4 separate regions of the Mus musculus genome follow, and all the other regions are linked to region 1. A link is a loop called in an ENCODE intact Hi-C map of the cell type or tissue named here. Cell type or tissue: heart. All regions are shown on one strand. Region 1 overlaps Scp2 (sterol carrier protein 2, liver). Region 2 holds the start of Czib (CXXC motif containing zinc binding protein). Region 3 holds the start of Zyg11b (zyg-ll family member B, cell cycle regulator). Region 4 holds the start of Coa7 (cytochrome c oxidase assembly factor 7).

Region 1 (8,000 bases):
ACGCTACAGATTAACCAACTTTTCATCCAGAGCAGGAAAAAATAAACATGAAAAATGCTGTCAATATTTTCTGAGCATCCTTCCTTGCAAGTCACTTGATACATGTCCTGTTTAAAAGAAACTGAATAATAACATAAACTGAGATATATCTCACACACACAAAAAATATTTCTGCTGCTTTCTTTTTGTTTTATCGTTTGCTTTGGTTTGTCAGGCTGAGTTAGCCAGGTTGGTTCCAGTGCTCTTCCCCTCGGCCTCCCAAATTCTTATAATACAGGCACCTGCATACAACAATGCCTAAATTCTTACAACTCTAGATACAAAATTCTAGTAGAAATTAAATTGTAATTGGTTTTTACTTGAATTTGGTAAACACAAGTTTACTGGACTAAATCTACCACCATTAATGCTGGAAAGGGCTTACAGACTAAAGAACATTCTCGTCTGTGTTTGGATTCCCACTAGGTAAGAGGGAAGTTTCACTGTAAGGCCCTCAGCTCTGTATCGGTGGTGTCACAGACTGGGAGTGCAGAGAAGTCATGAAACAGGAACCAGCTAACACCTAGCTTGGTTAGCTGATCACCCACATATCTTCAGAGTTGGTACTTCACGGTATGCGGGGTTTTAGATGGGGAAGCGCTGCTCGGTGCTGGGGCACCTTCCTAGCACACAACCCCCTGGGTTTAATACCCAGCAAGCCAAAGCACCTAGTGTGTTCAAGGCACATACCAAGCCTTCAGAAAGTGGTGGTTGGACTAGGCATGGTGGCTCATGCCTGTAAAACCACTCGGGAGTCAGAAGCAGGTGGATAAGGCCTTCCTGGACTACACTGCAAAACCCCACCGAAACAAAGAAAATGGAGGGAGGGGATCTGGTTGTTAAAGAACTTTTACAACTCAATAACCCAGTTTTTCCGTTACTAAAGGCACTGACAGAGGGACAGTTCTCCAAGGATGACACACAGATTGCGAATAAGCGGGAATAAGAGGAAATGGTGTTCAGAAAATGATTAGCTACTGAGGAGATGTGAACCAAATTGTGAGGTATCACACCCAGGAGGACTGCTCATAAAAGACAGTGAGGTCGAGGGTATGGAGAGGGGAGCTTTCATGCAAATGGGGTAGTATTCAGCCTTTGAAAATAACACGTTCAACCAAAGAAGCCAGTCATGAAAGAATAATGCCATTTGACTTCCTTTATATGAAATATGCAGAGTAGGCAAATCCAGAGACAGGGAGTTTGTGTGCAGTTGTCAAACTACCAGTGGGACAGACTGGAAGTGAAAGCACTTAGGCTATGTGTTGGGGGTTGAGGGGCGGAGGAGAGTGAAAATGTTTTAAAATTATCACCTGTTCTGATTAGAGAGGGTTATGAAATGCATGCAAACACTGGGGAGCAAAGTTCCCAGACAATCAGCAAGTCCCTTTGACCTCAGAGCTGGCAGATGAGCCCATATGACAGGACGGACAACTGGAAGCCTGGGTGTTACAAGAAACCTCTCTGGGATATGATGGGAATGCAATAGATGCCCCTTAACCAAGCTGTGGACTGTGTCAAGGGGTATTTCCCAGGTTATACTAAAAAGTCAAGGTCACTTTTCCCAAACTCCTGAGTGATACCAGAATTCAATAAGACCATTTCAACCACTTAACCAGAGGCCTGAACTAGAGGCACAGCAAAGAAGAAGGGCAAATCCACTGGGGAAGAAATTCACAGTTCGTCCAGCGGCTGCAGGGTAGGGTGGGTGCACTCCAGTAGTTTTCTGAACTCTAAAGTGAATGCTTTCAATATTTCCTAAGTGATGAAAAGGTTAACAGGTAGTGTGATCAAAAACTTAGAAGGCTGCTCTTTCTGGTCACCTCTCCCTCTTTGCCTGGAAAACAACCACCAATAAATAAATAAATAAATAAATAAAACCCCACAAAACAAAAGTGACACCATCTACAAATGGTGCTTAACTAGTTTTCTAAATTCCTGCTCTAACTGCTAAAAACCAGTGGTGAGTATTAACAACACATAAGCCACCTAATATTACCCCTAAGTTTCTACTTAAAAACAAGCTAAACTAATATAATTCACATATGTGTCTCCTGAGAAGGCCTGGCAGTGGCAAGGATGAGCTAGCCAGCAGCCATGTATGGTGGGTGTCTCAGCATCACTTTCCACTAAAGGAAACCAAGACTCCTTGGAGAAATGACGGGGCTAGGCATGGGCCATAGAAAGGACAAGAGGGGCTGCGGACATGGACCCAGATGTGGTTCCCACATCAGGCAGCTTAGAACCACCTATGTAATCCCAGCTTGGGGGGGGGGGGGGGCTGGTGCCTTCACTTACTGCATAGCCAAGCCCAAAAGCACATAAATACTAAAAACTGTAAAAACAAAGTGGAAGAAGAGATTGGAGTAACTTCTCGAGCCAGAAAAGAGAGAAAGGAAGGCCTACACAGACTCGGGGACACAGGGTCACCTTGAGAGGGTCCCCACTGGCCAAACCAGGGGCAGTCACTGCAACAAAATAATTGATACTAAAGGACTGTGATCTCAAGGATAAAATAAGGCCTTGTGACTTCATGCAGTGTATATGAATACACTTAAAGACAGGAAAAGGAGGGAAATTTCTTCCTTAGAGCAGAATATCATCAATGGGAGCTAAAATTAAGAGTGCCTCTATAATTTGCCTTTTTATGATCTCACTGGCAAACTACAGAGGCAGCAAACAGAGCAGGGGTTGCAAGATGGGCAGAGTAAGGGCTGCTGGAAACCTACACAAAGAAATAAAGAGCTGGCTGGGCGAATGCTTTTAATCCCAGGACTTGGGAGGCAGACGCAGGTGGATTCATGAGTTTGAGGCCAGCCTGGTTCACACAGAGTTCCAGGACAGTGTTACATAGTGAGACCCTGTCTCAGCAGAGAGAAAAAGAACCAAAGGACTAGGGAAGCGGGTCATAGAATCATTGTGGACCTCACCTATGGTGGAAATTATACATTGCACCTTTTACATGTGAGAACTTGCAGGCACATACTAAAATGGTGAAGCAAGAAACTCACTGCCTCTAATACAAAGCTAGCCTGGTCTGGTCTAAGGTGTGAGACTGCTTAAAAAAAAAAAAAAAGGCTGTGGACAAACTTCCTAATTTTACTCTAAAGAAAACGAAATATCTATGACAATTATACTGACTGTGTTGGCTTTTCATAGCTTGATTATTTTTCCCCTAAGGGGTTTCATCTCAAGTGTGAACTGCATGGTGTTCCAGGGTCATCAGCATAGAACTGATGAATCAGATTGAGGAAGAAACAAGATGAGCCCTCTAAGGACTGCAAAAGAGCATGGGTATTTGAAAGAAGAAACTCTTAAGTTTAAGATGTTATCTTAATGTTTGAAACAAAAACAAAATTCTGGGCAGAAAAAGAAGAGTGAGACCAGAGAGAGGAAAAACCATCCCGAAGTTTGTAAAAGTTAAAGACTATATAGTAGATAGTGGCCCCTATCCTTTGTAGGACAAACTGTATAAGAAAACGATTAAGTAATCACCAGGAATTTCAAGAGAAAAGGAGCACATTCGTGTTAAAAAGTTACAGGGTGGTTAAAGGAGGAAAGACATAGCTAGCCAAGGATAATCAACTCAGAACACACCAGACCTCCAAACAGACCCTGAGGTGGTTCACTGCGAAAGGCTCATCATGAAAGAGAATAATTAAAGCAAGAGGAAAAAAAGATTTTGTGGACTAAGAAAGATTCTCTGGTGTAAGATAACAGGGGCAAGGAGCCAGTGGAGGGAATGCTAGGAAGATTCAAGAGGGTATACATAGTAGCTAGTACAGGTGGTTGGAAACCACGCACACAGAGGAACGCTGGGCCTTGGAAAAGGAGGAAGAGAACCCGGAGAGGCTGCAAGGAAAACAGGAATCCCAGAAGGCTGGGACAAGAGGTAACGACAGAGGCAGAGACTGCAAAGACAGGAAGCAAGCAAGCCCCTGGAATTCCAACAGCAACGAGGGCTTGATTCAGAAACACATTTTCCAGGTTCCAATGGCACATGTAGTTGGTGGCTTTCTCTGACAGCAGCCAGAAGCCAAGGAGAAAGCCAACTGTGAGAAAGGCAAGCAAAAGGTGACTAGTCTACATTCCGCAGGCTTGTGGGCCAGCACTCCTGGCTTCGCTGCCTCTTTCTGAACAAATTTTCCTAAGGTTGTCTCGGCTTAAAAACTAAGTCTTAACTTTTAAAACCACGTTAACGAAGTTATGTCATACTTTCCCTTAAATGCTTAATATGTGGTTGGGGTTTGGTTTTTGTTGTTGTTGTTGTTGTTTGTTTTTTTTAATATGCAAGCGTCACTTATTGTAAAGCATGAGGACAAAAGTGACAGAACTTAGAATGTCACTTACCTGGCAGCTTCGGGAAAACCCATCCTGTAGAGGGTGACAACCACAGCTCCTCCGAGGCCTAGATTGTGCTGCAGAGCCACCTTTGCCCCGGGAACCTGCCTCTTTCCGGCTTCGCCTCTCAGCTGCCAGCAGAGCTCCGCGCACTGAGCCAGACCTGGCGAGTCGAGCACAGAGCGTCCCGGGCCGCGTTAGAGCGCAGACTCCGCCCACCCGCGCCAGCGAGCCGCTAGTTGGGACTTCCCGCCAAAGCCACGCACGCCTGCAGAGCTTAAAGCCCAAGATTCACAGCTAGTTCCCACGCTAAGAGAATTAGCATTTAAGAAAGACTCGAGTTCAGGAAATCAACACTTGCATTTTCAACCCATTTTTTTCCGGGTGTGTTGAAATGGAAAACACAGTGTCTAGTGGTGCACACTTTTAAACCCTGCACTCAGAAGACAGGCAGGCGGATCTCTTGAGAGTTCAAGGCCAGCCTGGTCTACAGTTTGAGTTCCAGGACAGCCAATGCCACAGCAAGATTCTGTCTCAAATAAATAAATAAATAAAATAAAATAAAAAGTGAAAGAAAATTTTGAGATGGGACATTTTGAAAAAGCAATGAGATCAAATTGAACTCAAGATGCTTGTGATATGAAGTGGGAAAATGAGGTGGGCGTAGGGAATGATCTACAACACTAAAAATATTTGAAGTAGTCATAAGGAATTCTTATTTTATATTTACTTAAAATACATGTAATACATATAAGTGTATTTGCATACATACATATGTATATACACTTTGTTTAAGTGATGCCATACCACTTGGGGTAATAGTGCCCGTTCCAGGAGCCACAGACTATCTAATAAAAAGCCCTGTGCCATGCATGAATTGTTTGGTCCAGGGAGATCAAGCTTGATTTCATCCCAGAAGTCAAAGGTAAGTGTCTATTGCGAAAGATAGCACACACACTTGAACACAGGACTCGAGAAGTCGAGCTGGAACTAATCCAAAAGCCTCCTGGGGCCTAGCTTTCATAGTACCAGAAGGTGCTATGCTATGCAAGCTGGAAGTGGGAGGAGGGCCAGGATCAACAGACCTAATCACCTGTGGTGCCTATGAGCCACAGAAATGATATCTCTACACAGCAAGATATCTCTAAAGGTTCAATAAAGACATGTAGTCCCTCCCACCTCTACCCCTCTGTGTAGCCTTGTCTGTCCTGGAACTAGTTCTGTAGACCAGGCTGGCCTAGAACTCACAGAGATCTGCCTGCCTCCCCAAAGTGCTCAGATTAAAAGCATGCACTACCAGTGCCCAGCTGACCTTTATATCTTGATGGTAAATATACACACTCACACATAATTAAAAATAAACCAAGGTGGGGTTGGGGGGAGACATGCTTTTAACCCCAGCACTCAGGAGGCAGAGGCAGGCAAATCTATGTTTGAGGCCATCTTGATCTACAGAGTGAGTTCCAGAACAGCCAGGGCTACACAGAGAAGCCCTGTCTTGAATAAACAAACAAATGAATAAAATAAATACATAAGTGAAATTAAAATAAATCTTGCAAAAGACTTAAATTAAATATGAGGGTGTGACAACCCTGGAGGGCAGACTCTGGCAAATGGAAGATGCTTCCATCACACCCCTGAGCATCTGTGACAGACTTTCATAGAGAAATGGTTCCATAGAAGAGAGAAATGAATAAATGATATAAATTTATTTTATATCATTTCTTAAATGATAATAAATGAACCAAAGAAGAAACAAAAGAAGAACACAGCAGCAAGGCAGTGCACACACTGCAGCTAGCTGGTGTGCTCAGTCTGTCCGCCTGGCCCAACCCTCATTTATCTTTTTTCTGGAAGACTTTGGTACCCAGGGCCTTCTATATCCTAAACAAGTCAAGCACAGTATCCTACCGTAAAGCAACAGCACCCGTACCCTGACACACTGCCTTCCTTCCTCCTCCCCCAACACAACATCTAGCTCTTCTATTTTCTACTGCATTATAAGCTTATGAAATCTTGAGTGTTTCATTGGTGTCGTTTATTGTTGGTTTTTGGAAACAGCCCTGGCTGTTGTGGAACTCACTCTGTAGACTAGGCTGGCTTCAACTGACTCACAGAGATCCTTCAGCCTCTGTCTCCTGACTGCTGGAATTAAAGATGTGCATCACCAAGCCCCGCTGAAATTTTGAATCTTAAGTAGAAATACAATAAAGTTAACTAATAAGTAGATTGTTAATTATAACTTCTCTATTGTAAAACTGCAAGAACTTAAAATAGTCCACTAATCAATAAGACACGATAAGATAAAGAAGAAACACAATCATCTATACAATACCATCTGTCTTTACAGAAATAAACCACAGAGTTTTACCACTAAGTTACCTTAGAAACTCCAATACAGAAGATGTCAATTTTTTTAGCTAAAGATTTAACAGTCAAAGTGATTAATTTCCAGTGGGCAGTGAAGCCATAGTAAAATTTTAATTTCAGAATTCCTAGTCCAGTTTTCTCGAGAGAAAATGAGTTCCATGCAGTGCTAAGGAGGCATCCAACAACACACAATGTGTTCATCTGGAACCATCTTACCTGGTGACTCTAGTAAGCTCTCTGTTAGGAAACATCTTGTTAGCTAAGTGCACTGCAGCTAACGAGAAATCAAATGACTGCAGTTAAAAAGCATTAAAAACCCGTCACCATCTGAGTTCAAAGAATGCAAGCACACTGAAATCACAGACTTCAGCCACTCATGGTGGCTCACACCTATCATCCCAGCACTTGGGAGGGGCAGGTAGGGGGACTGCTTTAAGTTTAAGGTCGTCCTGAATCATATAGTGATTCATATAGGTCAACCTGGGACTGGGTTGTCTCAGACAATGAAAACAGTGGTCAGAAAGATGGCTCAGCAGATAAAGACATGTGCCACCATGCTGGGTGACCCGAGTTTTATCCCCAGGCTTGCATAAAATTAGAAAGAGAGAGCCAGTTCTCTCACTTGTGTGCCATGGAACATGAATGTGCACATATACGTTCACAAAAACAAAACAAAACAAAACCAAAAAACAACAGATTAGGGCCTAAAGTATAATTCTGACAAGAATGCATTGTCACCTGTTGCGCCCAGTGGGTGTCCCTTTGAGATGAGGCCTCCACTAGGGTTGATGACCCACTTTCCTCCGTAAGTGTTGTCCCCTCTGTCCACCAGGGTTCCACCTTGTCCTGTGGAAGAAAAAGTTAATATTCACAAATGTTAAAATATAACATTGGGCAGATGGCATGATTGTTTAATTCTTCCACATAGCCAAGGATTTCTTAATATAAACATTTCTTAAGCACTTAATTAAGTGTTGCAAATGCTTCTAAGTGTTGAGTAATAATATTGAGACATAAAGGCTTATCTTTCAAGAATGGATTGCATGAAATAAGCACTTGGTAGTTCCTAATAGCCCTGTGGTTTCCAAATTGCCCTGACTGTAACAGAGAGGCAGAAAAGAACTGATGTGGTCAAAATAAATATTCTGTAACATTTTAACTAAAAATTATGGTTTCAAAAGTTTTAATTTTCCAAAATGGCATCTATTTTTTCTCTTGTTTCAGTTGTAAAACTGTGTGATATATATATTTTT
Region 2 (8,000 bases), 180 kb before region 1:
CATTAATATGTGACATGTCAGGATGCCAGACTTCTGAGACACTTAAAGACCAGTCTGGTGGTGTCCAACAGGCAGGGGGATGGCTCAGCGGTTAAGAGAACTTGCTGCTGTAGTAGATGACCTCATTTCTGTTCCTAACATCCATAGGGTGGCTCTATCAGTGTGTCACAGAGTGTTGCGGCCGGCTCACATGTCTGGGTTCTAGCCTGGGAGGCATCTTGGAATCTGGAAGAGAAGAGGGAGCTAGGCGGCGGGAGAGAGAATGGAACCAAGACAACTAGTCTGCTCAAGGTTCAATTTTACTATTCCCAGGCACTGGTTTATGAAGAAGGGGAAGGAACCCATTCCCGCCAAATCATCCTTGGAGTCCAGTTTCAGGTGACAACTTGATTAACTCCGGAACTGCTAGGCGGCAGGCAGTAGCAGTGGGAGTGGTAGAACGATAAGGTGGCAGGCTCCAACCCCCCCCCCCATGCTCTCTTCGTGCTATCAGTGAAACCTGTTCAGCCAGGTTTCAGGCTGAGGGGGGGGAGGGTACAAGAGGGTTATTTATGGTGCCCTCTTTTAGCCTTGGTGGGAGCTGCATGCATGTGGAGCACATACATACTACCTGCCAAAACCAAAATAAAATTTAAAAAGACTGGGCCATAAAAGTGGGAGCCAAGCATGGTGACACACGCCTTTAATCCCAGCATTCGAGAGGCAGAGGCAGGTGGATCTCTTTTGAGTTCGAGGCCAGCCAGGTCTACAAAGCGAGTCTAGGAGAGCCAGGGCTATAATTACACAGAGAAACCCTGTCTCTAAAAAATAAAAATGGGGCATGTTTTCGAATGTTGGTGCTCCCAGCTCCTGCAGTGTCGGTTAAATATATGACTAAGGTGGGGGAAAGTCAGCTCTGTTCAGGCATAGCTACCACGAGGACATGGACACAGGGCAACCCTGTGGGAAAAGTCGCAGCATCAAATCGTGTACATCCAGTGGGCAGTTTAGAGGGCGACTACCCATCATCTGGGAGGCTGCAGCGTAATCTGAGCCTCAGGACCACAGGTAGTGAGAAGTCGGATAGAGAACCGAGAGCCTAGAGAGGTCTGGCAGAGGTTTCCAGCCCGACTATCTTGCCTGCTCAGTGAAGGCACAGATTGAGAATCAGGAACCATCTCTGGCATTTGCGTTTACATCGGTTCCAGCAAACCTACCGAAAACAGCCGAGCCCGGCAGGTTAAGGAGGGACAAGCTAGAAAACGCCAGCCTACAGTACCACTCACTAACGCCCCGCTCCCCGCCCACCCGCACTGAGGCTGCGCGGCGACGCCGGCCTTTTACGACGGGTCGGAAAGCAGCTGTCGCAGCGACTTAACGTGGACCGGCAGCTATGGGGGTAAGGAGAGGCTAGTCGCCATTGGGGCATCCCGTCTGGTAGTAGCCCAGTGAGAGATGGGTCCGAGGCGGCGAGGGGCTCAGAGTGGCGAGCTCAGAGCAGGAGAGAATGGAAGGCGTGAGGCTCGGGTGGCGGGGCTTGAGTCGGGAGGGGCGGGGTGGGGCGTGGCACGCAGCTGAGCGGACGAGGCCTTGCACTCAGCGTGTCCCGCCCTCTTCTCAGAAAATCGCACTGCAGCTCAAAGCCACGCTGGAGAACGTCACGAACCTTCGGCCAGTGGGCGAGGACTTCCGGTGGTACCTGAAGGTGCGACGGAAGGCGGGTTCCTCTAGGGAAGGGAGGAGCATCCGGAGGCAGTGGGGCATCTTAGGGCTCAGGGCCCAGCCTTGATCACAGTGTTGAACTGGGAGCTTTTCTAAAAGTTCCACCGGGTCTGAGGTGCTTAACCAGGCATCTAAGTGAGATCTTCAGGATGGAATTTTAGATTTTATTTTTATTGATTAAACGTTAGTCTTATGTAATCTAGGCTGGCCTTGCGCTCTTTATGTAGCGAGGGATGACTTTGAACTCCTGATCTTCTTACTAGGATTACAGATGTTCGGCCTCCTCACACGGTGGAGTTTTGTGGTTTTATCCCTCTTCTGTTCTGGCGGGTATATCTGAATTTGGGGCCTCACGCTAGCACTCTCCTGATGTGAAATCCTTCCAGCTCTTAGTTTATAAACATACACGGAACAAAATATCATTTGAAGGGACCCTGTGCTTACTTAATATAGTGAATAAACCCACCTTGTTTTATTTGCTGGCTTTACTTATTGGGAAAGTTGGCCACCCTTTGACCTCACACAGTGCTAGTAAACTGGGTAGGTACCCTGCCCTAGAGGCCCAAACAGTGTGACACCCTTCATCGTCCCAGGCTGTGCTTTATTCTCCTAGTCTATCTCAGTGCCTCACATACCCAACCAAAGCCATAACTGATCACTCTTATTCCGCCACCCCCGCCCCAGCACTAGACAAGTGCAACACCATCGCACCCACAGCTCCTATTTCAAAATGTTTGGAGCAGGAGTTCCAGGGCCCATCTGAAGAACTTTGACTTGAAGAAACACAGAATAACAAAGGAGAGAGAAACAGAAACAAAATGACAACCCGTTAACCCCAGACTCAGGACCCCTAAGCACAGAACCAACCAGCAGAGTTGCTGGGGGCTTGAGACAACCTGGAGTCCCCAGCCAAATGGCACAGATTCTAGAGGAGGGCAGGGGTGCCAACATCAGAAACACCTTGTTCTTACTTGGAGATAAATCGGCTCATGTCCCTATTGGATGCTGTAAGAATCCCCTAGAAGATAGGATGGGTCTAGAGGCACTCACTTGTATCCCAGTACTTGGAAAGCAGAGGCAGGAAGATCTCAGGTTCAAACACATTTGGGCTACACAGTGAGAGTGCATCTAAGATAAATTAAGAGAAGGCAGTAGGCTATGAGCTGGCCTTACACCGTGCTTCCCCTTCCCCTGTGTCTAAGGAAGCTACCTGCTCAACTAATAATACTCTTTTCCTTCCCCAAGATGAAATGTGGCAACTGTGGTGAGATTTCAGAGAAGTGGCAATACATCCGGCTGATGGTAATGGTCCCTACCACATGCTCCTGGGCAGAAAATTGGGGAAATTGGATTTCATCTTTCTTTCCTTTAGCCACTTGGGGGGGGGGGCACGGCAGGTGTTGAGAGAGCACCAATGTGACCCTCGCAGGGAACAACAGACATCTTTGAGGCAGAGTTCAAAATCAAGAGGGACTTTTTTTCTCAACCAGGGGAAGACTCCTTAGGCTTCTGCCCCACCCAGGGGATTGAATCCAGGGCTTTGCATATCTCTACTACTACTCTACTGAGCATGCTCTACTACTGAGCTCTCCTCAACCCTCTTGTCACTTGTCAGCAAGTGACTCACTTCTGTGGTCTTAGTCTGTTCCACTGGATGAGGTGGTGGGATGAGATCTCTCTGGGACCCTTACGTCTAGCTGTTACATGACTAGAAATTCTGTTTGCTTCTTGTCAGGACAGCGTGGCGCTGAAAGGAGGCCGAGGCAGTGCCTCCATGGTCCAGAAGTGCAAGCTATGTGCACGGGAAAACTCTATTGGTAGGTCGGGTGCTGCCTACCAGGCTCTTCCAGGGTGACTGGAAGCAGGCTTGTGTTGTCAAGGGGTGGACCTAGGTGTGAAATACTAAAACCTGTGCAGGTCTCTCTCTTTCCCAGGCTGTGTCTGGGCACCTGAGTGGAGTCTGGGTAGAGATTCAAGTCAACTTTTCCTTTTTATATTTCAGACATTTTGAGCAGCACCATCAAGGCTTACAACGTAAGTTTCCTGCTGTAGTGTCAGGGATGGTGGGATTAAATCTGAACTGATGGCTAGGAGTGGGGTCGAGAGTAGCTGCATCAGAGTGGCCTGCCCCTGGACATGGTCCCATGTATTTAACTCTTTGTTTTGCTTAAGACTAGGTCTCACTAGGTAGCCCAGGCTTGGCTCAAACTCATACTCCTGTTTCAGCCTCCTGAATGCTGAGAGGCCAGGTACTTGACACCACGTCTCCTGCGTATTTACTCTCTCATGCACCAACTCAGTGCTCACTTGCTCCGTATCTTTTGTCCACCATATCCACATCATCCACTGGGTAATACTGCAGTTTCCTCCTAAAAGTACACAGGATGACAGTCTGGGCAGTCTGAGCCCAGGGGTGAGGTAGGCAGGGCTCCTGGCTATCCACCTCCCAAGAGGTGCGCTCTCCATACACCCAGCCTTCCTCATGACATGGTGGATGTTTGGTTTCTGTTTTGTTTGTTTGTTTGTTTGTTTGTTTGTTTATTTGGTTTTTTGAGACAGGGTTTCTATGTATACAGCATTTTGCCTGCATGTATGCCTATAGGCCAGAAGAGGGCACCAGATCTCATTATAGATAGTTATGAGCTACCATCTCTAACAACCACTGGAAATTGAACCTCTGAGCCATCTCTCCAGCCTGACATGGTGGCTGGTTATCCAAAGGCCATGGTGTGCTTACTGGGACCATGTGGACGGTCTAGAGCCCTTGTAACTTAGCATTCTTGTCTTCTTGGTCACTTACCATTCATTGACCCAGTGCTTGGCTCTCAGTGCATGATTCAGATCCTTACAGTAAGTAGGCCGGGTTTCCTCTGCTCTGCTGACATGCAGGAAGGTTGACCAAGGATCCTCACTCTTCTGCACAACCTGTGTCTACAGAGGTCCTCTCTGGAGCAGTACCCAAGACAGGCGTTTTGTTTTTATAAAGGGCTAACTTGTTCTGGGTCCTGTTCTAGGCTCAGTGGTGTAGTTAGGGCCCACAAGGTAGAAAGGGCAGAGGGCATTGGAGGAGGTGGTCTCCATTGGTCCTGCCTCCTCAATACACTTCCTTTCCAGGCTGAAGACAATGAGAAGTTCAAGACGATAGTGGAGTTTGAGTGCCGGGGCCTTGAACCAGTTGACTTCCAGCCCCAGGTATGTGGCTTTAAGGCTCTCTGGGGTGGGGATGAAGCAAGCGAACTTTGCTTCTTACAGAGACTGAAATAGGAATTCTCCATCTTGCTTTTCCCTTCTTGTTCTAGCACTGAGCTACAACACAAATCAGGAAGTCTATGAATAGTAACTGTCACGTATGAAATGCCTACTGTGTGCTGTGTTCCATGCCCATCACCTTTCTGTGCTACTTCATTTCATCCTCACTGTAACCTAAACAGTGATTCATCCTAGTCTTTAGACAAGGGAACTTCAGAGACTGTAGTGTGCCAGAGTCCGTTAGTAAGCAGGGGCTGGATTTGAACCCAGGTCTGTCTGAATCTTATAGTCAGTGCTCATCCTCTTGTTTGTACATTTTTACTCACAGTAAATCTGTGGGGTAAGTTAGAAAAGATGGTATCGGCATCCCCATCTCATAAACAAAATCACAGATAAAAAGTTTAAGGCCAGCCTGGAATCCCTGAGGACCTGTCTCAAAAAACAAATAAAACCCAGGTTCAGAGCCAGGCATAGTGCATTCCACCTATAATCCCAGCACTCAAGAGGCTGAGGCAGGTGGATTTCTATTGAGTTCAAAGACAACCCAGTGTACATAGCAAGTTCCAGGAATGCCAGATATATCAGAGAGACCCTGTCTCACCAAATAAATACCCCACAAACTAAGGTTCAGAGAGGGAGTGGGGTGCATACCCAGGTCCTTGAGCAGATAGAGTGATGGGAGAGCTTACCCCCACTCCGGCCTTTAACTTGGTTTTTTGATAACACAAACTAGAACCACCTGAGTAGGGACCCTCAACTGGAGAACGGTCCCAATTGCTATATAAGAAAAATAGCTGAGGCTAGACATGGTTACACACCTTTAATCCCAGCACTTGAGGGGCAGAGGCAGGTGGATCTCTGTGAGCTCAAAACCAGCCTGGTTTACATAGTAAGTTCCAGGTCAACCAGAACTACATAGTGAGACACTGTCTCAAGAGAGGGCGTACGGGGGAGGGAGAGAGGGAGGAGAGAAGGAGGGAGGGAGGGAAAGAAAGAGAATATGAGAGAATGAATGAATTGGGGAAAGGATGGGAAAGAAAAATAGCTGAGCAAGCCAGGAGGCACTCTTCCTAGATGGCCTCTGCTCTAGTTCCTACCTGTAGGATCCTGCCTTTGTGTCCCTGGATAATGGGCTGTATGAAAAGTTAACCCTTGCTCTCCCAAGTTGCTTTTGAGTCCTGCTGCTTATCACAGCAACAGAAAGGAAACCAAGGCAGTCTTCTGGGCCAGGGCTGTAATTTAGATACCACAGCAGTGCCGAGTAAGTTGGGAACCCGAGATTTTCGGGAGCAGCTGTTGTTCTGAGGTTGCCTTGAGGGCTTTGCTAGGAAGAGCAGCCCTGGGCCGGTCCTCACAGGCTCCTTCTTTCCCCCACCCTCCCTGCTGCCTTCCTGTCTCCTGCAGGCTGGGTTTGCTGCTGACGGTGTGGAGTCAGGGACAGTCTTCAGTGACATTAATCTGCAAGAAAAGGTGAGACTTGGGGAGCCTGTAAGGTGTTCCATGGTACCTGGTGGGAATTCTTTTCTGCGTTAGCTCCAGATGTTTGTGCCTTTGGTTGGTGATTCTGCTATGGAAATGGCCATAAATATAATGTTTAAGGGCAGTGGCTAGAGTCCAGCTCTAGCAGGCCAGGGTTCTGAGGAGGACCTGTGAAGGTGGCAGTAAGATGATGCATAGACGTGTTATGGTTGAAGCAAGCTTGTATTTCCTCCTGTTCTCGCTAATGTTATTTTTTCTCTTATTCCTCATATACTACTCATAACAGAAGTCTTTACACAGAAATCACTACATAATAAGTCACATATTTCAGAAAACAAATTTCCCCAGAAGCCCACATGTAGTTAAACATTCGCCCCCACCATCTTTCCTACCATAATCACATCTTTATCCCAAAGCAGTAATGCTTTTATTATTGATTAACAAAGTTTATGCAGTCAAAGTATATTTCAGCCAGTTTTCTTGTCCTGGCTGGCAGCAGTTTGTGGTACCGTGTGGCCGACTGGTGTTTTTGTTCTAGTCTACAAAGCCTTGCTGAGCTGACCTTGCTAACCATCTACTTTCCTTCTCTTTCACTCCCAACAGGCTCATGTGTTTTCCTCTTACAACTGTTTTCTCCAGGTGCATACCAAAAACCTGTAAATATGTCTGTAAGCTACATGACAGGAGACTCAGTAACCTTAGTTACAGAAACATAATTGCTTTTTTGATCATTGGCCTGGCTCTCACAGGCAAGACACGTGGGCTAGCAATGCCCGAAATTTCCCTGTTCTTATTTCCTACTCCTGTAAATCTCACATCCAGCTGGAAAAAGTTTTTTTTGTTTTTTTTTTTTTTTTAGTTTTATTGCAATCTTCTCTAGATCCCTCATAAGCAGCCCTGGCCACTTGTATCTTTAAACTATTCTCAGAAAGTTCAGCTGAGTCTTTAACCCATCTAAACAGCACTGTCCTGGGGAGACCGTCATCGCACTTAAGTGCTACAGGTAAACTGCCCAGAGAGGGGTGGGACTCTCCCACAAAATAACCACACTACCACAAACACAAGAAGAACATCCAAGTATGAAGCATGATCAGGCCTAGCAGCAGCAGCAAGAGGCACTCTGAGCACCATCGGGCCTCTGCCTCTCCAAGGAACACCCATGGCTGCTCTGCTGAACGGTCACCCGAACTCCATAAGCTTCATTGCTGACTGCAATTCCTCCAGCATGGTCACCACCAGGCGATCCCATGGTTATGCATGCAGGAAGGCTGGTGTGCCTGACATGGAAAGTGCACAGTAGATAAGCTTCATTTAGGCCCACGTCACAGTGCTGCTGGCTGAGCAATATAAATATAGTAAATATGCTACTCTTAAACAAACCTATGAAGCAGAGGTGTTTACTGGTTGATGAAAGTTGTGTGACCAGATGCTTATGAGAAGCTAACTCTGTTTCTCTAGGAACAGTAGCTGAAGTGTTTGCAGTGATCACTGTAGTATTGATTCAACCCTGTAGATAGATGAGTCTATTGCTCTAGCTGGGAAGGAAGAACACCGGCTCATTCTATTTACCT
Region 3 (8,000 bases), 230 kb after region 1:
CACTGGTCTCTTCACAACACAACTCTTATCATTTAATTCCTCAATTCTCTACTTGAGACAAGGATCGTCTCCAAAGCCGCTAATGACTATCACATTCCATGATTCTACCAAGTCTGTGGCACATTTTTAAGTATGCTAAAACCATTCACATTTAAAACTGCTCTACATACATAAAGATATGAGAAGGCAGGGACCACACCTGTTTTGCAGTCTACCATATTCCCCATGCAAACACAGTCAGATGGCACTCCAGAAACACTTGGATGAGTGAAAGGTCAGGGCTGCATCTCAAATCTGAAGTATCAGCATTGCAAGAGTTCTTGAGAGAAACACAACTCTCAGGTTCAACCCCAGACTTCAAAAATCAAACCCTAGAGGAGAGGTAGCCAGCCCAGCACACCCTCCCTGATTCAGTCAGCTCTGCCTTAAATATATCAAGTATTCAAAATGCACCATAACACTTGAAAAATATATATGAAGCTTTGTAACAATTATCTAACTATTTACTAAATATATTAAACTACTATGCAAGAAAAACATAAAAGTAATCTCCAGCTCAAATGGGCCAGTATTCTCCCTCTTCACCCTTCCCACATACTTACTGGTATACATATTTAACAAGCAAGAACAACTCTAGTTAGTTGAATATGAAGCTTAAAACACAATAATGCCCAATTATCTGCTATGGTCTGAATATGTTTCTTCCAAATTCATATGCTAAATACCTATTCTAGCCTGTAAGATGATGCATAAGGAGGAGGGGCCTTCAGAAAAGTGGTCAGATCAACTAGACAGAACTGTCTGAATGAGACTAGTGCTTTCATATAGAAGAAAGCCCAGGGAACAGCCTTGCTCCTCCATCACAGAAGAATCAGGGGAATCATGTCGTCTATGAACCAGGGCATGGCGGTGCATGCATGCCAGCACTCAGGAGGCTTGTGGCAGTAAGACACCCTTCCGTTTGAGACCAGCCAGTAGTACACGACAAGCTAGAGCTATGTAACAAGACTACCTTCAACAAAAAAGGGGGACTCAGGATGTCTCTGCTGACAGAGTCCTTGCCTAATATGAACAAGGGTTTGGGTTCAATATGCAGCTCTACATAAACCAGATATTGTGGCATGTATCCAAAATCTCAGCACTAGAGAGGCTGAGGCAGATGGATTGTTCACGACCGTCCTCCACTACATAGTGAGGTTTAAAAAAGGAGGGGTTGGTGAAATAATAGTACAAATGCTGTATGGCAATGTGTCACATGGCAATGTGTGCCTGGGACCCTGTTGCTGGGAGGCAGGGACAGGCAGAGTCCTGGAGCGCACTGACCAGGCCAGTCTAGTCAAATGGACAAGCTTTAGACTCAGGAAAGGATCCTGTCTCAGAAAATTACATAAATAAGGAGTTCAGCACACTTGCTGCTCTTTCAAAGAACCAAGGCTCAATACCCAATACCCAAATGATGGCTTACAACCATGCATGTAACTCCAGTTCCAAGGGACCTGACACCCTCTTCTGACCTCCGCAGGCACCAGGCACACATGTAGCACACATCATATACATAGGCAATACATAGGCAAATTACTCATATTTTTTAAAAAATCCAAAAAGCTAAAAAAAAAAAAAAAAAAAAACCAACTCTGGCCTCCACACACATACACATACACATGCATGCATGCATATACATGTGCATGAGTGTGCTCGAGCTTGCACGTGTGCACACAGACACAGACACACACACAAAGAAGAAGAAGAAGAAGAAGAAGAGGAAGAGGAAGAGGAAGAGGAGGAGGAAGAGGAGGAGGAGGAGAAAAGAAAGGAAGGAAGGCAGCCAGCCCCTTTCAAACAATAAATGTGGTGGTCCCTATCCCTGGATTTTCTATGCTCCAAAGTTCATAAAAATTTCTGTTTATTAGCTAGCCAGCTGATGGTATTTTATTATAGCAACCTAAATGGACTAAGACAGTATCTTTCTCACCACACAAGCTATTACACCTCCTATTTCTTCCATCCTTCCAGGTAGTAAACATGTCATCCTTCACTACAAATCTTTTTCCCCCAGAGAACAGTTTCTCTGTGCAGCCCTGGCTCTTCTGGAACTCTATAGACTAGGCTGACCCCAGGGATCCATCTGTCTCTGCCTCCCCAGTGCTGGGCCTAGAGGAGCACCTGACTTTCACAGCCGATCTTAAATCTCTTCCCAGTCACACTTAAAGTGAAGTTTTCTTCTTCTTTCCCAAATGAGCCACATAAATTCTATTCATCTTTTAGGCCCAGCTCAAATCACGCCTTTGACTCCCCATCCTTTGAATAACTCATTCAGTCTCCGTGGAAAGGCCTGCATTTCCAAAAGTCTAACAGCCTGGTACCTTCTCCAGCAGGATGGCTCTCTAGTCTGAAAAGAATCATCACTACATCTTATTCTACTCCTTTTTGCACCAAAAGACGCTTCAACTCACCCTGAGTAGTCTGCAAGGTGCCTCAAATTTCAGTGGAAGACTGCACTTGACAGGTGGGGAAATGAGATCATAAATCAAACCATTCAAGAGTCTACCTGACCTGGGCACTGGGAACTCAGGGAATTAAGTAAGGCCCAGTTGTTTCCAGACTCTGACTCTCCTTGGGAAGGAACAGAACAGCACACAGTAACAGTGGAACAAGTGAGAGGCAGTCACTGGGAAAAGACAATGGAGGATCAGCAGAGTCAGGGAGCGAGGGAGTGTTTCCCGGTTAAACACCAGACGGTAGGTTACCTTCCTAAAAGTCAGATGGAGGGAAATACAACCTAGGAACTTATGATTATCAACAAGTCTTTTTGACTAGAATGTATTATTTCCTCCCAGAGATCAACATTTATTTTGTATAGGATAGAACAATGCTTTCAATATATACACAGCAAAACGCGGATAACACTTAAAAATGGGACTGTAGTCACAGCCATTTTGAAGCAGAGGAAAATTTGCAAAGAAAGGGTTTCTCCAAGAAAGGACAGAAAGGACAGGACAAATACAACCTTTCGGAGGAAGGTATTCGAAAGACTGTCACAATCTGACTGCCAGGCTGATATTCAGACCTCAAATGCCCTTGGTCTCTGCCTCCTAACAAAAACAAATCATGTGCTCTGAGCAACAACTGTCAAGCCTGCAAATTACAAAAGATTTTTAATTTCCCTAACGGTAACTCCACATGAAAACACATTCAAAATAAAAATGTAACAACCCTTTTTGGCTATTTCTGTCAAAAGGCCTGATAATCACATAAGGCTACAGGATGTACTCTGTAACACACCCCACTCAGGTTTTTGCAATGACACTAAGTAGTAAAGCTTCCAGACTATTCTTCCATACCGCCAATCTCCCCTCACTTCCCCACTCCAAAACAGAACGGAGAAAGAAAGGTTACTAATCTGTATGTACCCGCCCAACAGCTCCCGGGTAGCAATTGCCTTCCAATTGCTCCTGCTTAGCCCTCTGAAACCTGCACAAGGAAATGGGGACAGATGTGTGAGCCGGCGACGGAGGACATCCGACAAGGGGCAGAGGAAATGCGGATGGTCGAGGACCAAGGGGAAGAGGGGGCGCCGGAGATAAAATGGTGAAGAGGGTCGAGGAGGGAAAGGAAGCAAAGTGTGGGAAGGAAAAGTGGGGGGTGGGGGTGACTAACGACCATAGAGGAGAAAGGTTAAAATGGTTGAGGAGAAAGGGGAGGGTTAAAGACAGGGAAGGGGGGACGAGGAGAATGCGAAGGAGGCTGTCACCGGGGGACAAAAGGGTGTCACCGGAAAGAAGGGGGATTAAGGGATGTCTCCCAAAGAGGTTTGCTCCTACTGGTGGATGGGGAACGCGAGCCGGAGGAGACAGAGGGAGGGTGCAGGAAGAAGGGTGAGACGGCTGCCCGGCGTCCTCGGGCCACCCTGCGGGGGGTGGGGGGCAGGCCGCGCTAGCTCACCATGGCTGCGTGGGCCTGGTCCTCCGGCATGCAGCCTCGGTCCTGCGTGCGGTGGCAGGCGGAGCCCGAGCCCGCCGCTAAGATCAGCCGGCTCGGGGGCTCCAGGAGGCTCGGGTCAGGCAGCGGCTCCGGGCTGGGCCCAGGCCTCGGCCTCGCTCTTCTGAACTACAGCAGCCGCTGCCGCAACCTGACCGAAACACAGACTCCGCCTCGCTCGCCGCGCCTGCTGCGCCCCGCCCCCCCGCACGAGGTCCCGCCCCTCTCCCTGAGCCTACCGCGCCCTGCCCCTTAGAAGTCCCGCCCCTCTCTCCCTTGCATGTCTCGCCCCGCCCCAAAGTGGTCCCGCCCCCTGAAGACCCCGCCCCGTCCCGGCGTAGACTCCATTCTCAAACGCCAGCCCTTAAAGGGGCCAACGCCCTCTGACGAGGCTGTAGTCTTTCCGTTTGGAAGAGCTTTAAATCTTACCTCCAGAAGACTGCAGCGCTTACCCTCATTCTTCAAAACTTAACTTCTGATTCATAGTCATTAATTTTTTTTTTTAGTCATTAATTTTTGTTGTCAACGTTCTTAGTGATTTTAGCATTCTGTTACATGATGTTGTTTTGCTGTTGTTTTCGTTTTGTTTTGTGAGAAAGAGTCCCTCCACATAGCATATGTTAGGCAAGTATTCTGCCTGCTACTGCGTCACATCCTCGGGCCCCACAATCTCAATTTTGACTATGGAGCTTTCCCTCTTTAACCTGCTTTTCTTTTTTCTTTTTAAAGATTTATTTATTATTATATCCAAGTACACTGTAGCTGTCTTCAGACAGCACAGAATAGGGCATCAGATCTCATTACAGATGGTTGTGAGCCACCATGTGGTTGCTGGGATTTGAACTCAGGAAGAGGGGTCAGTGCTCTTAACCGATGAGCCATCTCTTGGCTGCCTTCTTTTGATCTTATGTAAATGGTGTTTAGCTATGCTATATTTTTCCACCCTCTAGGTAGCTACTTCAAGTCCCTCTTCTCAGGCCTCCGATATTTCCTTCTTCATGCTCATTTAACTAATCATTTTTGCCTTCAAATCACTGACAAAGTAAATGGACAAAACAGAACATCTATATAAGTTTCCATCACTGACAGTGACTTCCAGACTACCTATAACTCCACTTGTATACTTTTTCCTTTCTGTAGCCCAGGCTAGCCTTCACTATGTAGTCCAGGTATGCTTCAACTCTCCATTTCTCTGCTGTGGTGGTTTGAATAGGTATGGCCCCCATAGACTCCTGTGTTTGAATGCCTGGCCCATGGTGGTTGGTGATACTAGGAAGAGTAGCCTTGTTAGAGGAAGTGTGTCACTGTTTCTCCAGAGCGCACACTTCTGGAGACCTAACCCCCTAGCCTCTTGCCACTGGACCATCTTCCATTTTAATCACTATCAAGTATACAGGTCAGGCAGGATTAAGTACTGGTGAAGCCATCGCCAAACAGGCACTCCAGAAGGCTGCCACTTGATTGTTTCCATCGTGTTTGTGGTAGTGGGAATTAACTACAAGGCTTTGCACATGCTGTGCAAGTGTTCTCCTCTTGGGCAACATCCTCAGTTGTTCAGACTCTGCCGCTCTTGCAAAACTGAATGTCTATCCCTATATTCTTTCTCACTGTCCCTTGGCAAGTACTGTGCTACCTTTTGTTGGAGGTTGCAGCAGTGCTGGGTATTAAGTTGATGACCTCACACACGCTATGCAAGCTCTCTACTACTGAGACACACCCAAAGCTAGCATAGTCCTGATTTTTAATCTCTGTGGATTTGATTACTCTAGTGATGGTTGTTTGGTGGGAGGCTGTGTATTGTGATGCTAAATTCTGTACTAATTCTCTCATTTACCAGCGTTTGTTGTGCAAACCTTGTTCCTTAACTTAAAGCTATTGGTTAAGTAAAAATGGTACAACCAATTACTGGAGGGATTAGAGGTAGGCAAGTTTTGAGTTACCTGGCTGATTGATGTTTGCAGAGAGAGAGAGAGAGAGAGAGAGAGAGAGAGAGAGAGAGAGAGAGAGAGAGAGAGGAGAAGAATGAGAGGGAAGAGACAGACAGAGAGAGACAGAGAGAGAGACATAGAGAGAGAGAGAGAAGGAGGAGGAGGAGGAGGAAGAAAAGGAGAAGGAAGAAGGGGGGTGCTGGAGAGATGGCTCAGTGGTTAGGAACACTGACTGTTCTTCCAGAGGCCCTGAGTTCAATTCCCAGCAACCACATGGTGGCTTACACCATCTTGTAAACTGATCAGGTGCCCTCTTCTGGTGTGTCTGAAGACAGCTACAATGTGCTTATATACATAAAATAAATATTTCTTTTATAAAAGAAGGAGGAAGAGGAAGAAGAAGCTGCCATGAAAAGAGATGGCTCATGAGCTCATGGCCAAGAGAAACAGCAAGTATTTGGGGTACACTGCTGGGGAAGCAGCCAGGCCAGCAGTTAGAAAAGTAGGAGGCATTCATTAGCAAGCTAGACAGGAATGAATTTAAATTAGTTGAACTACACTGTAGATCAGGTGTGTGTGTGTGTGTGTGTGTGTGTGTGTGTGTGTGTGTGTGTGTGTGTGTGAATGTCGGGACTGAGTCCTAGACAGGTCAGACAGACATGCTAGGCAAGTGTTCCACCACTGAGCATGTCCAGCCCACATGATGGTGTTTTGTTTTGTTGGGTCTTACTAGCTCTGGCTGACCTGGAGCCCACTATAAAGACAAAGCAAGCCTCCAACTCACAGAGATCCATCTACTTCTGCATCCAAAGTGAAATTAAAATTGTATATCACTACACTGTTTTTTCTTTATATATATGGTGTGTGCAGGTTCATATGCCCATGTGAAAGCCAGAGGTTAATATAAGGTGTCTTTCTTTATGGTGTTCCACCGTGTGTGTGTGTGTGTGTGTGTGTGTGTGTGTGTGTACAGGTACATACGTGTGTGACATGGAGAATGGAAGTCAGAGAATATCCTTTGACAGCTGGCTTCCTTCATCATGTGGAACCCAGGGATCAAACTCAGGTCAGCAGGCTGAGAAGTACGGCAAGCACCCACCACTGTACTCACCAGCCCTATCCCTCCTCTCAGCTTGGTTGGGGGTCTTGAGAAAGGGGTGTTTGGGAGCAGCAAAAGACTGACTAGAAGTGAAATCTTTGGTGCAAGCTGGCAGCCTTGTAGTCTGCTCCAGACGGCTCCCTTAAGCAGCTCTCTGTAGATAACTCCTCTGTAGTCTGCTTGAGAGAGATCTTTCCTGAAACACCTCTCTCTTGCCAGAAAAAACTCTAAAAGCTCTCTGGGTAGCTCATGGGTTTTCTGACCAAAATCAGAAAAGCTACTCTGAAAAAAGTTCTTGGGTTTTCTAGAAAAGATTCTAAAAGAGCTGTGTTAGCTCTCTAAGTAATTCTTGGGATTTCCAACCAGGGTCAGAAATCCAGTTATAAAAAATTCTATGAAAAATTCTAAAAGAGTTGTGTTCGCCCTTCATGGATTTTCTGACCCAAATCAGAAATCCTGTTTGGTTTTTTTTTTTTTTTTTTTTTGGTTTTTCGAGACAGAGTTTCTCTGTATAGCCCTGGCTGTCCTGGAACTCACTCTGTAGACCAGGCTGGCCTCGAACTCAGAGATCCACCTGCCTCTGCCTCCCGAGTGCTGGGATTAAAGGCATGCACCACCACGCCCGGCTTGTTTTTTTTTTTTTTTTTTAATCTTAAAGAGAAATATGTTCATTCTCCAGAGATTTTCAAACAGCTCAGCTCTTGATAGAAAACATTCTGAAAAAAGAACTGCTATCAATCTCTGCTACCTCCCATCATGCTGACCAAAAGTCCAGTCTTTTATTTGCATATCAATTCAGTCATTTACTCCAGGTTCCCTCTAGATTATCCCAACATGACCTTAGCCCCTTGACTCTTAAAAATACAAATGAGGGAGCTGGAGAGATGGATCAGCAGTTAAGAGCACTGACTGCTCTTCTGAACATCCTGAGTTCAAATCCCAGCAACTACATGGTGGCTCACAACCATCCATAATGAGATCTTGCTCCCTCTTCT
Region 4 (8,000 bases), 260 kb after region 1:
GGTGCCAGGCACACGGGTGGTGGTGCATAGACCTCCTTGCATTCAAAACAACCACACACATTAAGGAAAAGAGGAAGGAAACGACTGAGCTGGGCCCTAGCGGTGGACTCCTTTGATCTCAGCACTTGGGAGGCAGAGTCAGTAGAACTCCTGATTGTAGGCCAGCCTGGTCTACAGAATGAATTCCAGGACAGCCAGGGCTACACAGGAAAACTCTGTCTCGAAAAACAAACAGAACCAGACCAGAAGAAAGAAGTAAAGAAAGAAAGAGAGGAAGGAGGGAAGGAGGGAAGGAAGGAAGGAAGGGAAGTAAGAAGGAAGGAAGGAAGGAAGGAAGGAAGGAAGGAAGGAAGGAAGGAAGGGAAGAAGGGAAGAAGGAAGGAAAGAAGGAAGGAAGGAAGGAAGGAAGGAAGGAAGGGAAGAAGGGAAGAAGGAAGGAAGGAAGGAAGGAAGGAAGGAAGGAAGGGCATTTAAAAAAAGATATATCTATTCTTTTCACTTCTTGCATGCTTGTACATGTGTGTGATGTATGCAGACAAGCGCCAGTGCCTGATGAGGTCAGACGAGGGCACTGAGTCTCATGGAGCTGGAGTACAGGAGGCTCTCGAGCTGCCCAGTGTAGGTGTTGGGATGTGGACTTAACTATTCGTGATGGAACCTTTCTTCAGCCACAAATGTTCATAACCACTGAGCCATCTCTCCAGTCCCAATGGCATGGTTTTAGCAAGTGCTCTTACTAATTTTATTCTGCTTATAAAGGTAACCTGGGGGCTGGTGAGATGGCTCAGTGGGTAAGAGCACCCGACTGCTCTTCCAAAGGTCCGGAGTTCAAATCCCAGCAACCACATGGTGGCTCACAACCATCCATAACGAGATCTGACGCCCTCTTCTGGTGTGTCTGAAGACAGCAACAGTGTACTTACATATAATAAATAAATAAATCTAAAAAAAAAGGTAACCTGATTTTTTATTACTTTTATTTTAAGTGCATTGGTATTTTGCCTGCATTTTTGTCTTTGTGAAGGGGTCAGATTCCCTGCAACAGGAGTTACAGACAGGTGGGAACTGCCATGTGGTTGCTGGGAATCGAACCCTGGCCCCCTGGAAGAGCAGTTAGTGCTCTTGATCACTGAGCTATCTCTCCAGCCCCCATAACCTGATTTTAGATAGAGTCTCATATGTCCGAGGATGACCACAAGCCTCTGGTCCTCCTGCCTCTGTCACCAGTGCATGCGTCTGTGCTGTGCCCACTTTATTCGGGGCTGGAGACTGAACACCTTCCAGGGTGTTAGTGAATACTCAGCTAGGTAAGCTATATCCCCAGCCCAAGTACAGAATCTGAATAAGAAATAAGCATGGGGGGCTGGGAGATGGTTCAGTGGTTAAGAGTGCCGACTGCTCTTCTGAAGGTCCCGAGTTCAAATCCCAGCAACCACATGGTGGCTCACAACCACCTGTAATGAGATCTGATGCCCTCTTCTGGTGTGTCTGAAGACAGCTACAGTGTACTTACATATAATAAATAAATAAATCTTAAAAAAAAAAAAGAAAGAAAGAAACATGGAACACAGACACAAACATTGAATTCCTGTACACTATTCTCACACTCTGTGCTAACTCACAGGAACTATTATCAAGAGTTCTGTGTATTTTCCTTCATGCGTATTTTTTGCTTTAGAGGGGTGGAGAGCTAATCAAAGCCTTGCATCTGCTAAGCAAACACACTACTCAGTAACTATCGGTTCCCAGAGTTTAATTTATTTAACTTTATTTTTTTAGGTTTAGTTTCTTTTTTTTTTTTAAAGATTTATTTATTATTATATGTAAGTACACTGTAGCTGTCTTCAGACACTCCAGAAGAGGGAGTCAGATCTTGTTACGGATGGTTGTGAGCCACCATGTGGTTGCTGGGATTTGAACTCTGGACCTTCGAAAGAGCAGTCGGGTGCTCTTACCCACTGAGCCATCTCACCAGCCCTAGGTTTAGTTTCTTACTTAAGGTGTTGAGGTCTGCCCTCCACCAACATGTATGTAGCCATTTTGTTTCATGCCTACCAACTATTTCATATTATTGCTATAAAATGCCTGCCAGTCACGGACACAGAAAAATAACCTGACTCAAGTTTGGGCTAATCATATACCCTGTATGTTCTGTATGTGGTATGTTAATCTTAAGAAATTCCACAAAGCTTTACGTCGGACCCATAAAAATCAAAGGTCAATATGAACTGTTATGTCTAAAATGGCTTGAGTCAGAGCTGACCACTGGGCAGCACTTCCTACGCCTACATATGAGCTCAGTGTGTGTTTCCTTTATAAGCCTTTCCTGAGAATACACTAGTACCACAAAATTAGGTTCCCGAGTCCTTTTTGTGGCCCTGAATGTCCAATTTTGGGGTATTCATTCAATAAACTGTTTTTGCTTAACTGAGAACAGTGTTTTTATGGTGGTTCCTGGTCCCCAACAAAGGCAATCTTGTTATGTAGCCCAGGTTGGCCTTTAACACACAACTATCTTCCTGTCCCAGCCACCTGAATATAAACATATGCCACTATGCCTGACTGAAATTAATTTTGAACACAAGGGTCTCAACTAGGCATGGTGATACATACCTTTATCCCAGCATTCAGATGCAGAGGCAGGCGGATAGGCAGATAGGCAGATTTCTGCGTTCAAGGAAAGCCTGGGCTACAGAGTGAGTTCTGGGACAGCCGGACTACGGAGAAACCCTGTCTGGAAAATGAGAGAGAGAGAGAGAGAGAGAGAGAGAGAGAGAAGAAGAAGAAGAAGAAGAAGAAGAAGAAGAAGAAGAAGAAGAAGAAGAAGAAGAAGAAGAAGAAGAAAGGATAAGAAGAGAAGAGGGGACAGGAGGGGAGGGGAGGGGAGGGGAGGAGAGGGGAGGGGAGGGGAGGGAAGGGAAGGGAAGGGAAGGGAAGGGAAGGGAAGAGAAGAGAAGAGAAGAGAAGAGAAGAGAAGAGAAGAGAAGAAGTTTCTCTGGCTGGCCTAGAACTTGGTATGCAACTGAGAATGACCTTGAACCCTGACCCCCCTTGCCTCTACCTCAACAAGTGCTAGGATTGCACCATGCCTGTTTTAGGACATGATGAAGACTGAACCCAAGGGACCAGGCAAGTTCTCCAACAGATGAGCTACTTCTTCAGCCTAAATATTATTATTATTTTTTTTTAATAATGGCTTACTGTTTTCCAAGCTATCCTGGAACTCCTGGAGGCCAGGTGGTGTGGCCTCTTCTGAGGCCTGGGCTTGCTCAGTTCTTGGAAACAGAGATTTATGTCTAGTCTCCTGAACTGCCAATGTGAAGCCTGTCATGGAGTCAGCCTGTCTCAGTTATACAGAACAAAGCAAGTAAGCTTCTAGATGTATCCAGTAGGAGTAGGTTAAGGAGGGAGGCTCCAAAGTAAAGGTCAGGCCTTCTCATCCTGGACCATGTATTCTAAGGGCTCCCTCTAGTGATTACAGATATAAACAAGATAAAAAGAACACGGATAGGTGGATGTGGGAGCTTGTATCTGCAACAGTACTCAGTAGGCTGAGGGGGGAGGATTGTCTCAAAGTGAGATTCTATCAAAGGAAAAACAGGAGAAGCCATACATAAAAGTCAGTTTTAGCCAGAGGCTCTGGAGTAACGCAGAGCTTGTGCTATCCTGTGAAAGATGTGTCATGGAACTGCTTTTAAAACCATGAGTCCATTCCCAATCGGCCTTTCCCTTTCTCCTTGCCCCAATAAACCTCTTCGGTAAGATCTGTTGCATCATATGACTTCATAGTGTTCCTTGGCTTCAATCCGCCATGCTGCTGTTCTAAAACTATTATAGTGACCATGTTGTCACTATAATCCCGACCACTGATGTGTTCTAATCATAACTCGCAGTCATATTAATATGGATGATTTTGATGGGTCTACAAAGAATATAGAGATAAGGGCATCCCGTGGCAATTGCACAGATTTATTTATTTCGGTTTTTCCGGCCATATTTGGGACACACAAGGTATTCAAAATGCTTGCCACCCAAATGAACGAATGCTTTCGGAATAGATTTCAAGTTCTGTTTTACGATGCTTCAGAGTACTTGGTGGTGAGCTGCAGCCCAACGCTGTAAGCTTTGGTAAGGCTGGGACCTGAGCTCCCGGCTGTGTCGGCTTTAGAACCGGAACTGAAGAATGTCTGGCTGATCCAGACTACAGGGAGAAAACCATTAAGGGGCAGTATGGCCTCAGATAAACCGACGCAGAAACCTGGGAGAGGGCTGTCCAAAAAGAAGAATAAAAGCCTGGAGGGGTGGGGGGGGTGGGGAGCTACCACCGCAAAGGATGATGGGAAGCGGTAATCGTCTCCTTCCTTCCAACCCGCCCCCGTACTGAGGAGCGCTGACGTCACGCACGCCGCCGGCATGCCCCGCCCCTGGGCTGGCTCACGTAACTGAGGGTGGAGCCACAAAGCGATTTGTGGGAGTCGGAATCATGGCGGGCTTGGTTGACTTCCAGGACGAGGAGCAGGTGAAGTCCTTCCTGGAGAACATGGAGGTGGAGTGTCACTACCAATGCTACCGCGAGAAGGACCCGGAGGGTGAGCGCCAACTGCGCAGCCTGGGACATAGGGGAGGGGAGCGAGCGTGGGGTGCAGTCGTGGTCACGTGGCGGGCCGAGGACGCCTAAGGACCGGGTCAGGGTCACTACGGGCCTGTGGGCGGGAAGTTGTAGTGCATCGGGGGCGGGGCCTGCAGCGGAGGGCGGAGCCCTCAGGCTAGATGCTGTGTAGTCAAGTTTAGGGTGCTAGGACTGGAGGTGTGAGGGTGAAGTAGAACCTCGGTGTACATGTCTTTGAGGGAATCATTTAACATGCAGGAAATAAATGAAATATATGCTAGTAGTAAATGCGAGCCAGAATTGGTTGGCATCTTGCACCTGTAATTCTAGCGTTCGGGAGGCTGAGGAAGGAGGATCACTTAGAACTCAGGAGTTAAGGACTAGCCTGAACTACATAGCAAAACCCGGCCCAAAAAAAGAATTGGAGAGGGAGATTGGAGTGGTGGTCCAGTAATTAGGAGCCCATTTAAAGTTCTAGGAGATCCAATGCCTCTGGCCTCTGCTGCCACCACACCACATGCTCGTATACACACATCCATAATTTAAAATAATAAAAATTAAATCTTTTTTTTTTTGAGACTGTCATTATGTAGCCTTGACTGGCCTAGAACTTACAGTGTAGGCCACGCTAGCCTTGGACTCAGAACTGCTTCCTCTATCTTCTGAGTTTTTGGCATGAGCCACAGGCCTGTTAACAAATTAATAAATTAATTAATTTGTTGAGGTGTTATTCTTTGTGTAGTCCTGACTGTCCTTCTGTTGATCAGGCTAGCCTGAAACTAAGATATCTGCAAGCTTCTGTTTCTCAAGTGCTAGAAGGTGTGGGCTGCCACCATCCAGCACAAAATTTTAAAAAAAAATTTTTTTTTTGTTTTAGTTTTTTCGAGGGAAAAAAAAGTTTTTTTAAGGTAAGTGAAATGTGATAAAAAGAACTGAGTGAAGGGCACTGCCCAATGACATGGCTTTTGAATAAAGCTTTGAAGGAGGAAAGGAACCATTGTAAGTCTTTGCCAGGCAGAGGTAATAAAAGGTCAGAAATTGACTATATTTATTTATTTATTATATGTAAGTACACTGTAGCTGTCTTCAGACACTCCAGAAGAGAGCATCAGATTTCATTACAGATGGTTGTGAGCCACCATGTGGTTGCTGGGATTTGAACTCAGGACCTTTGGAAGAGTAGTCGGTTTCCTTAACCACTGAGCCATCTCACCAGCCCCAGAAATGGACTCTTATGTGCAGTGAGGAGGTGGAGTGTATGAGTGACCAGTGCCCAAACAAGTGTCCAGTGTCTGTAGGTTGTTTTCCTATTGTTTTAATTAAGGGAAAAGAATGAAAATGGCTCTGGCCCTCCTTTCCAGTAGCTTACAGTCTAGTTCCCAAGAAATGACTTTCTGTTTCTTGAAATTAGTCCACTATAGTGTGACTCTGGATAAGGAACCCAGGATTATTCTGTTTGTTTGTTTGTTTGTTTGTTTGTTTTTTCGAGACAGGGTTTCTCTGTATAGCCCTGGCTGTCCTGGAACTCACTCTGCTGACCAGTCTGGCCTCGAACTCAGAAGTCTGCCTGCCTCTGCCTCCCGAGTGCTGGGACTAAAGGTGTGCACTACCACGCCCGGCTAAGATTATTCTTTGGGAGCTAGTCCATGTCCCAATTGAAGAGAAATTTCAGAGGAATTGACCTTCTGTGGTCTCTGAGGACCAGGGTGGTTGGGCATAGTCCACAGAGGCCAGCTGTGTAGTCAGTGCGGGAGAGGTTGGGGAACAGAGAGCTCTTTTGGAAGGTGAATTAAGGATTGCTCAGAATCAAGTCAAATTAATGTCTGTTTTGCAGTCCTGAGGCACAAAGCCAGGGCTTCTGAGTGTAGCGGGGAAGTTTTCTACCACTGGGCTCTAGCTCCAGTTCCAGATTAAGTTTGTTCAGGGAGCCCGGACTACAGTGTACCCTGCCTTTCTAAGCAAGGAATTTAGACCTGACTCTGTAGGCATGTTTGAGGAGTTTGTGGTAGTTGATATGAGTTACATGAAGGACATGTGGAGCAGGGAGTGCAGGAGAGCCCTGTGAGCACTGGCCATGGGCTGGGGTTGTAGGTTGGTTGGAAGAGCACTCACCTAGTGTACCTGAGGCCCTGACTGAGTACTAGGCCTGGCTCAGACTGCATATGCACATGCTTAGCATGAGATCCCAGCACTCAGGGAGGTAGAGCAACAGGATCAGGGACATCCTTAGCTACATAGTGAGTTCTGGTCCAGCCTAGGTTATTTAAGACCCTGCCTCAAATTAAACAAACAAAAATAACATCAATTATTGTTATTATTCTTGGTGCAAACATATGCTCTTATGCAATTTTTTTTTGTTGTTTGTTTTTTTGTTTTGTTTTGTTTTGTTTTTTTGAGACAGGGTTTCTCTGTATAGCCCTGGCTGTCCTGGAACTCACTCTGTAGACCAGGCTGGCCTCGAACTCAGAAATCCGCCTGCCTCTGCCTCCCAAGTGCTGGGATGCCCGCTCAATGTTTTTTAAAATGCAAAGTGAATCTTAATCACTTCCCTTCTCTTGAAGAGATTTCTCAGTCGGTAGCTTACTTGTGTGGTTTTCCATTGTGGGGACTGGGATTAAACCAAGGGCCTCCCGAGCTCTAGGCAAGGACTATGTCACTGAGTTCCACTCCTCCAGCCCCGCTTTCCTACTCCTAAGAACCCTTTGTGCGTTATGGTCTGTAGTAACATGCCCATTGTGGAGAGAGGCGCAGCTCTAATTTCTTCATGTGTTTGAGGTTCTTGCCTCCCTAACCCATACCGCCTTATCTTGGCCTCCTTCTACCACATTTGTGCCGTGTTTATTTCCCCTTCCACCTGTTTCTGGACTCTCTCCATTTCTTTGTCTTGATTCGATAGGGATGGAGCCACCCAGGGCCTTGTACTTTGCCTTGTCATGCATGGAGTGACACCTTCAACTCCTTAGTCCTTATGTATCCTGTGCTCTCTTCAGCTCAGCTGTCACAGTCCTCCGTGGGACCTTCCTTGGTGCCCAAACTGTCTTAACCATAAGACATACAATGAACTTTCTCATCAGGCTGTTCTATTTCAGTTATAACTTAGTGTTTGAAAACACTGCATTTCTTTAATGTATCTCCTCCTTTCCTAGCCTGCCTGAATGGTTCTCTTTCACAAGGTTGTGAAGGGTGACTTTGAACTCCTTATCACGTCTCCACCTTGGGAGTGCAGGCACCATAGATGTGCACTTGCATGCCTGGCTTAAGCGTATAAATATCAAAAGGGCAAATGACAATATTCCCAGCAGCTCTGAATGTGTCATATACCTTTATACATGAGCTGGTGTGTGTGTGTGTGTGTGTGTGTGTGTGTGTGTGTGTGTGTGTGTGTTTTCAA

Evidence for each region. A loop is a pair of places that touch in the nucleus more often than their neighbours do. Peaks named below come from ENCODE experiments on the same cell type or tissue, not always from the same donor. Only the 100,000 strongest peaks of a DNase experiment are listed, where the experiment ranks them.
Region 2: a loop joins it to region 1, with 2.4 times the contacts of the local background. A loop is called at or near these places in 3 of 42 quality-filtered maps.
Region 3: a loop joins it to region 1, with 2.4 times the contacts of the local background. A loop is called at or near these places in 2 of 42 quality-filtered maps.
Region 4: it touches region 1 in a loop (2.5-fold over the local background); 4 of 42 quality-filtered maps call a loop at or near these places.

Annotation. Positions count from the first base shown.
Region 1 is chr4:108,066,871-108,074,870 of GRCm38, forward strand. It overlaps Scp2 (sterol carrier protein 2, liver), which reads right to left. Exons shown (of 16, transcript NM_011327.4): 11 at 7,486-7,593; 12 at 4,387-4,540. Among named protein-coding and RNA genes, the nearest start is that of Mir6397, 16 kb to the right of the region's middle. In heart, CTCF peaks have their summits at 4,522 and 4,731; a DNase peak (open chromatin) is centred at 4,541; H3K4me3 peaks cover 1,476 bases; H3K27ac peaks cover 1,358 bases.
Region 2 is chr4:107,888,519-107,896,518 of GRCm38, forward strand. It overlaps Czib (CXXC motif containing zinc binding protein), which reads left to right and starts at 1,308. Exons shown (of 8, transcript NM_001347160.1): 1 at 1,308-1,378; 2 at 1,601-1,684; 3 at 2,947-3,003; 4 at 3,437-3,518; 5 at 3,704-3,735; 6 at 4,816-4,893; 7 at 6,355-6,420. The coding sequence starts at 1,373. In heart, a CTCF peak has its summit at 4,303 (motif pointing right); DNase peaks (open chromatin) are centred at 1,333 and 1,643; H3K4me3 peaks cover 2,235 bases; H3K27ac peaks cover 1,876 bases.
Region 3 is chr4:108,296,949-108,304,948 of GRCm38, forward strand. Zyg11b (zyg-ll family member B, cell cycle regulator) reads right to left here and starts at 4,142. Exons shown (of 14, transcript NM_001033634.3): 1 at 3,943-4,142. The coding sequence starts at 3,972. In heart, a CTCF peak has its summit at 4,022; a DNase peak (open chromatin) is centred at 4,153; H3K4me3 peaks cover 2,211 bases; H3K27ac peaks cover 1,662 bases.
Region 4 is chr4:108,323,702-108,331,701 of GRCm38, forward strand. Coa7 (cytochrome c oxidase assembly factor 7) reads left to right here and starts at 4,451. Exons shown (of 3, transcript NM_027250.4): 1 at 4,451-4,589. The coding sequence starts at 4,484. In heart, CTCF peaks have their summits at 3,471 (motif pointing left) and 4,229; a DNase peak (open chromatin) is centred at 4,620; H3K4me3 peaks cover 1,873 bases; H3K27ac peaks cover 1,687 bases.